Linked DNA regions of Homo sapiens: region 2 is linked to region 1. A link is an interaction called in ENCODE POLR2A ChIA-PET data of the cell type or tissue named here. Cell type or tissue: MCF 10A. All regions are shown on one strand. Region 1 has its middle 26 kb from the start of SLC60A1. Region 2 has its middle 3.5 kb from the start of TRK-TTT8-1.

What was found. ChIA-PET counts read pairs that join two places held together with the same protein. Peaks named below come from ENCODE experiments on the same cell type or tissue, not always from the same donor. Only the 100,000 strongest peaks of a DNase experiment are listed, where the experiment ranks them.
Region 2: POLR2A ChIA-PET joins it to region 1 with 6 read pairs; 5 of 35 experiments call an interaction of 5 or more read pairs at or near these places.

The regions. Positions count from the first base shown.
Region 1 is chr1:205,541,391-205,545,390 of GRCh38, forward strand. No RefSeq gene overlaps it. Among named protein-coding and RNA genes, the nearest start is that of SLC60A1, 26 kb to the right of the region's middle. RefSeq lists silencers at 2,011-2,060, 2,161-2,290 and an enhancer at 2,151-2,445. In MCF 10A, no CTCF peak of the experiment used is centred here; DNase peaks (open chromatin) are centred at 2,191 and 2,781.
Region 2 is chr1:205,475,686-205,479,685 of GRCh38, forward strand. No RefSeq gene overlaps it. Among named protein-coding and RNA genes, the nearest start is that of TRK-TTT8-1, 3.5 kb to the left of the region's middle. In MCF 10A, no CTCF peak of the experiment used is centred here; a DNase peak (open chromatin) is centred at 2,426.

The DNA of each region.
Region 1 (4,000 bases):
TCCCCATTTACAGTCACGGGGTACAGCCAATCTTGTTTCTAAGGTGTTTCCAAACTCTACTCCCCAACCTCCACTCCTAGGTGTTCCTGGGCTGCAGAGGGCCTCCAGAGAGGCTTCAGGACATTCCACTGACTGTCCCACTGTCACCACTAAGGGTTGAGCCTCCTCGCTAGCAAGGTGCCTAAGCCCCTTGTACCCTGGCTCCGACTTCTTTGCATACTCTGCAATCTTGCTACTAGACCAAGGACCCATTTTCCCCAAGGGCACCTCCTACCTTAAGCCCTTGTGCCTGAGTCTGTCCACGTTCCCTCTGTTTGGACTTCCTTCCTTCCTTCCAGCTCCCTGCAGCACCAGTTCCAGTTCAGTCACTGTGCCTTGGGCAAACTCCCTCACCTGGCTGAGACCTTGGTGCTTTTGTCCCTACAATGAAGGTGGGTCCTGGATGCCCTCAGAGTCTCATTCTTGCTCCTGGATGTTACATAAACCTGTCTGCTGTCACTTTCGTGTTTTATAATCCCCCCTCTTCTTCTTTCAAACATGCCTCAAACTCCCTTCCTCCAGGAAGCCTTCCTTAATCAGCCCCGTGAATGCTCCCATATGTGCTCAGTTCTGGTGGTAGCAAGTGGGCCTATGCCAGTGCTGGTGCCAAGGGGTCCACAGGGGCCTTAGCTCCCTCATAACCTCCATTGCCTGAAAGGCCACCCAAATACCTATAACCTAAGTGAAAAACAGAGCTTAGCATAGAAACAGTGACCACTTCTCAGTAAATCCCCCAAGCATTCTCCCAATCCCCAACCAGACCTACCCCAAGCCAGACAGTCTAGAAATTCTAGTTGTCTATAGTCTACACTTTTTATTTTTTTGGAGACGGAGTCTCGCTCTGTCACCCAGGCTGGAGTGCGGTGGCGTTATCTTGGCTCACTGCAACCTGCACCTCCTGGATTGAAGCAATTCTTCTGCCTCAGCCTCCCAAGTAGCTGGGACTTACAGGCACATGCCACCATGCTCGGCTAATTTTTTGTATTTTAGTAGAGACGGGCTTTCATCATGTTGCCCAGGCTGGTCTTGAACTCCTTAGCTCAGGCAATCCGCCCACCTTGGCATGCTGCTCTCAGCGCACACAATGGGCATGGGAGAACAATGACGAGGAGAAAAACATCCCGCCCGCGCGTCCATGGGCTCACATCCTCCTTTCCCAAAGTGAAAGGATTACAGGCATGAGCCACCGCACCCAGCTTAGTCTACACTCTTGTATCTAGGTTTTCAGTGTCTAAGTCTCTTTCTTGGGTTTAAGTTGTAAGCTGCCTGGGATGAAAAGCGCCATGCCTTCTAATTCCTGGCTGTGACCTCCCCCAGTGGCTTTGTCAGAGGAATGACACCACCTGGTGACCAAGTATTTTTTTAAATAATTATTTGGGTTTTTGTTTGTTTGTTTTTATTTATTTTTTGAGATGGAGTTTCACTCTTGTTGCCTAGGCTGGAATGCAATGGCACAATCTCGGCTCACTGTAACCTCCGCCTCCCAGGTTCAAGCAATTCTCCTGCCTCAGCCTCCCAAGTAGCTGGGATTACAGGTGCATGTCACCATGCCTGACTAATTTTGCATTTTTAGTAGAAACGGGGTTTCACCATGTTGGTCAGCCTGGTCTCGAACTCCTGACCTCAAGTAATCCACCTGCCTCAACCTCCCAAAATGCTGGGATTACAGGCGTGAGCCACCGCGCCTGGCTAATGTTTTTAATAATTATGAAAATGCTTTCACGCCCAGTAGCCCTTGTTGCCTCACCTTCTGTGAGGGAAACAGAGCATGCACGATTTCCCCATTTCAGTGGATGGGGAAACTGAGGCTTTGGGATTTTGAACTCCTTGCACATGGGAGGTTAAGTGGCAACACTTGGCCTCCTACCAGGCACACCCCTGCCCCAACGCTGTGCACCGTAGGTCAGTAACTCTGAACTGTTTTGTTTGCCAGCTCAGGTTTTAATCCGTTTCAGCATCGGGCCGTGAGCAGTGGCCGCGGGGCTAGCAGGAGAGCCAGAATAAGCAGATTTGGCTTCTAATCTGACTCACCCAACTGGTTCAGAATGCAGCCAAACCGGGGAAATTTGGGTGAGCTCCTCCTCTTCCCCTCCCTCACTTGCTCTCGCAGTTGTCCTCTAGCACCTCTCTCTATCCCTCCCTCCCCGTCCCCCCGCCCCACTCCCCCAGCTCTGGGAGCGCATGCGGGGGCGGGGTCCTAGGAGGATGTGAGCCCATGGACACGCGGGCGGGATGTTTTTCTCCTCGTCATTGTTCTCCCATGCCCATTGTGTGCGCTGAGAGCAGCACGTCACCAAGTCGCCTGGCAGGCTCTCAGCAGAGCTGGGGAATGTTTCCGGAGTGGACTAATCCATTATGAATGGCCGAAACTTTTTAAAAGCTCTGGCGTTTCTTTGCATGGCCAGACTGGGAGAGCCAAAGAGAAGGAAGGATTTGGAAACTCCTGGCTTTGAGGCTACAGGTCCCAGGGACCTTGGCAGACCCGTGGTTTGCCAAGAGGGCCTTTCAGACTGGGCCTGCCACCCAGTGAGGGATCTAGGAATGTCACGTGGAGGGGAAATGGCAGGTGGGGCCGTGGATGGAGGGCTCAGCTGGAGGTGTGGAAGGAGTCAAAATTGTATTATTTTTTGTTTACAACACCTGACCCCAACTTGGGACTTGGGATGGCTCACACCTGAGTATGGGAAAGGACCTAGTCACCTTTGAAAGCTTCACTGAGCTCCCCCCAGAGGAAATGGAAAGTCAGAATTGTTTTGAAGTGGGTCAGTGTTTGCCAGTGGGTGAGTAATGCTCAGTGCTCCCAGCTCTTTCCTCCCAGAGAAAGCATTCCTCTATGCATCCCTCTCTTTACCACTAGGCTGGGGGTGCCATCTCTCCGAGGTGCCCAGTGCTTTGCGTACATTTCTTCATTGTTTGATTGGTCTTGTGAGAATCAACTCACAGCAAGACCAATAAGCTTGTGTAGTAACCTATTTCTTTAGATGAGGAAACTGAGTTTCACAGAGACTGAGATTGCTCCAGACCACGCAGCTACTTTGTGGCAGAGCTGGGACTGGAACCCAGGTCTGTGACACTCCAAAGTCCATGTTCTGCGACAGAATTTCTCAAGCATTCAGGTGCATAAGTGATGGCTGGGGTGCCAGCCGAGAGTGCAGATTTCTGGGCGCTGTCCCCTCTTCCTCATCCTAATTCAACAAATCAGAGTTGGGGGCAGGAATCTGCATTTTTGACAAATAACAGGTGATTCGGAAGCGGTTGGGGCAAGGTTGAGAAACACTGACTTGGGGCTCTGTTGTTGTTGTTATTGCTTGAGACAGAGTCTTGCTCTGTCGCCCAGGCTGGAGTGCAGTGGCACGATCTTGGCCCATTGCAACCTCCACCTCCCAGGTTCAAGCAGTTCTCCTGCCCCAGCCTCCCAGTTAGCTGGGATTACAGACGTGTGCTACCACGCCTGGCTAATTTTTTTTTATTCTCCAATTTAAAACTTTTAATTAAAAAGTAAACTTCAATGTCAAAAATGCAAACTTGGGGAGGGCAGAAGTATCACCCACAAGGCTGTCACTTCACACTTGGAGGGTTGCACAGCGGCCAGGCAGAGGCACTCCTCACATCCCAGATGGTGGGCGGCGGCCGGGCAGAGGTGCTCCTCACTTCCCAGACAGGGTGGCGGCCAGAAAGAGGCACTCCTCACTTCCCAGACAGGGCGGCGGCCAGAGAGAGGTGCTCCTCACTTGACACGTGGCTAATTTTTGTATTTTTAGTAGGGATGGGGTTTCACCATGTTGAGCAGGCTGGTCTTGAACTCCTGACCTCAGGTGATCCCGCTGCCTCAGCTTCCAAAGTGCTAAGATTACAGGCGTGAGCCACCACGCCCACCCAGGGCTCTGTTTTATGACGTCAGCCAAAAGAGCAGCAACCTGGTCTGAAAACAGGCGCAGGCTAGGGCCCTGCTGAGCCCTCA
Region 2 (4,000 bases), 66 kb before region 1:
CTTCCCTTCCCAGTTTCCCTTCCCTATTCCACTCCTGGTATATCCTGGGATCACTTCCTAAATAAAATTCTACAGTTAAAACTTTATTTCAAATTGGAATGCTTCATACGTTGCTGGTGGGAATGTAAAATGGCGTAGCTGCTTTGGAGGATAGTTTGGCAGGTTCCCAAAATGTTAAATATGGAGCTACCATATGACCCAACATTTCCACTAGGTATCTATACCTGAAAGAATTGAAACATATGTCCGCACAAAAACTTGTACATAAATATTTATAGCAGCATAATCCATAATAGCAAGAAAGTGGAAACCACCCAAATGTCCATGAAATGGTGAATGAATAAGCTAAATGTGGTACATCCATACAATGGAATAGTATTCAGCCATAGAAAGGAATGAAGTACTAATACATGCTACAACATGGATGAACTTTGAAAACATTATGCTAGATGAATGAAGCTAGTCACAAAGGGCCACATATTGTATGATTCCATTGATATGAAAGTCCAGAATAGGGAAATCTATAGACACAACAACTATATTTGTGATTGCTAGGGGTCAGGGGAAGAGGAGAATGGGAATAACTGCTAATGTGTATGAGGTTTCTTTATAGGGTGATGAAAGTGTTCTAAAATTGTGATGGTTGCACAACTCTTAATATACTAAAAATCACCACATTATACACTTTGAAGGGGTAAATTATATGGTATGTGAGTTATATCTCAATAAAGCTTTTTAATTTTTTTAAAGCCCTTGTCTCAAGGTTCACTTCTTGGGAAACCTCAACTAGGATTCCCTAGAACCTAGAATTGTGCCTAGCACATAGTAAGTGTTTAATCAGTGTGGAAATACATGTTGAATGACTGAATATTGAACAACAGCAAACTCAGGTTTAATATGTCACATACACACAACTGCTAATAGAACCATACCTCCATTCCCACAAGCCAGGCCTTGACCACCACCTCATTCCCTACGGGAAACATTAAGTCCGGCAGGCATGTCTGTTGCAATTGTTAGCTTGTGAAAGGAGCAGAGTGGTGTGTATGTGTGTTAGTGAGATGGTGAGGGAGGGAAAGGGATGTGTGTGGTGTGTATGGGGTTGGGGGTGTGTGTGTGTGATGTGTGTGTAGTATGTGTGGTGTGAATGCTGTGTGTGTATATATGTGTAGTGTGTGTATATGTGTGCTGTGCGGTGTGTGTGTGTATGTGTACAGTGTGTGTATGTAGTATGTATGGTATATATATGGTGTGTGCTGTACATATGCATGTGTGTGTGTATATGTGTGTGGTGTATGTGTGGTGTGTGTGTGTATACGTGTAGTGTGTTTATATGTGTGTGGTATGGGGTTCCTGCAGCAGGTCACTGTCACTCTGCAGGGTGTCCCCACCCGCAGGGATTTGGCCGACATCTTCAGCTGTCCATTGGTTGGCCAGTCCCATCTTTTGGGGTTCAAAGGCTGAGAAGAGAAAATGGAGCCCGACCCTGAGCAGGTTTAGAGCAGAGGACACCCCTCACCCATGATCCAACATGCCAGACCCTTTCTCATCTGTTAGCAAGAAAGCCAGTCCTTGAGGGACTTAGATCACTCCCATCACCATTAGAATGGGCTTCCCAACATCTATGACTCAACATCCCCCTCAACTGAGTGAGACTGTCAGATCCCTGCCCCCATCCCCCACCCCTACCTGCTATGGCCTAGCTGAGCTCCAAGGATGAAGACCCCGCGGCCCCAGGTGTGCCTGCGAAGCTGTATGTGGGGTGAGGAGCACACTGGTGAGCAGGGTGTGAGCCCTGGGACTGTCACAGCCCCGTAAGGTTCAGAGCAGGCTCCTTCCCACCTTGGCCCGGGTCTCCTGGGAGTGTGGTGAGGCACAGGGCTGGCTGTCTGCTGACATTCTCAGTCCTTCCAGCAGGGTACATCCTCTGCCCTTCCCCCTGAGGGGTTAACCATCAGGACTGCCCCTCCTTCCTCAAACCCTGGCAGTTCCAGGGGTGCCCTCTGTCCCAGGCCTGGCCTGGCCAGCTGCCCCCTCCATTCTGCAGGGCCATGTGGATTCCCTCTAGCTGTCCCTGGTCCAGGCGCTCAGTGGCAGAACTGTAAATCCTCTAGGCTGGCTCCAGACTCTACCTGCCTGGGCACCTGCTTCGGAGGACGGGCCTGCCTTTCCCGCCCCCGGCAGATGGCCACTGCGCCTTGGGATCTGCAAGCAGGAAAAGCAGCACCAAGCATCCCCTGACTGGGCCTCCCTTGGTCCTGGCCCGCTTCCCTCACACCCCTCCCCAGGCAGCGTGCCCCTGCCCACCTGTGGGCAGCACTGGCTGTTGGCTCCAGCCCATTCCAGTGCTCATTCTGACGGTTAAGTCAGACGTCACTCCACAAATATTTTTGGCCTCCTTGCTCTGAGCCAGGCACTGTGCCAGGCCCTGGGGATACCAAGATGAATGAGGAAGCTAGAGGGTACTGCCCACAAGGACTCAGGAGAGCAGAGCAAGTAACACAGAACGCAATGTAGTAAAAGCAAGGGCATTGTTCATAAAACAGAGCTAATCACACGCAGGCACTGCTGTAAGCACTTTATGTACATTAGGTCATGTAGTTGCACAGCTCCATGGTGGAGGTCTCATTACAAATACGGAAGCTGAGGCTCAGAGAGGTGAGGACATTTGTCCAGGGCCACCCAACTACTACAGGGTCGAGGTAGGATTCAAACCCAGGCTGTCCAGCTGTCCAGCTCGAGCCTAGCTTTTATTTATTTATCTATTTATTTATTTGAGACTGAGTCTCACTCTATCACCCAGGCTGGAGTGCAGTGGTGCTATCTTGGCTCACTGCAACCTCCGCCTCCTGGGTTCAAGTGATTCTCGTGCCTTAGCCTCCAGAGTAGCTGGGATTACAGGCATGCACCACCACACCCGGCTAATTATTGTATTTTTCAGTAGAGGCAGGGTTTCTCCATGTTGGCCAGGCTGGTCTCAAACTCCTGACCTCAATTGATCTGCCTGTCAAGGCTAGCTTTTAAACAATGTTAGATTGCTTCCAGATGAACCCAGGAGGAAGAAGCTCAGAGGGCATCTCTGAGCTGCCTGGAGAGGTAGTGAGGGATCACCGGGCAGCTGGCTTTCTCTTCCCAGAGGCATTGAACTGATTTAAATATGGCTCTAAACACAGTGAGCTGGCAGGGGCCTTGGGGCCTCATGATATTAAGCCCTTAATGGTGTGAAGCCCTTCCAGGTACTAAAGGGCAGCAATGTTGGCCCTTGGCATGGGAGGGCAGGGAGGGAGGAGGGCCATGGTGCCAAGAATCTGTAACCACAAGACACCATGTCTCAAAAAAAAAAATTTTTTTTGAGACAGGGTCTTGCTCTGTTGCCCAGGCTGGAGTGCAGTGGCACAGTCTTGGCCCACTGCAGCCTCAAACTCCTGGGCTTAAGCTGTCCTTCCACCTCAGCCTCCCGAGTAGCTGGGACTACAGGTGTGTGCCACCATGCCAGGCTAATTTTTTAATTTTTTGCAGAAGTGGGGTCTTGCTATGTTGCCCAGGCTGGTCTCGAACTCTGGGTTCAAGCAATCCTCCCACCTTACCCTCCCAAAGTGCTGGGATGACAGAAGTGAGCTACTCCTGGCTAAGACACCCTGTCTTTGGTGCCAATATCACCACATGAGCAGAGGGCAGTCCTGGGGGTCCCAATGAGGCCTCTCCACCATTTATTTTATTCATTCCATTATAGTCCATACTTGCTTGATCACCACACTTATTTCATTGCCTGTCTATCTCCTAAGTCTCCAAGTTCCCCCATGAGCCATCACACCTGGGCAGGGCATGAATGTTAACATGTATCCCCAGGACCATGGTGATGGGGAGGGGGGTGGGGTGGTGGGGGGTGGGGGGGCAGGGTGAAGCTTCATTCATAAGCACCCTCACTCCTCACTACAAACTCTCAGAGAGTTCTGAGAACTCTCCAGGAACAATGTTGCAACCATTCGTTCCACACATA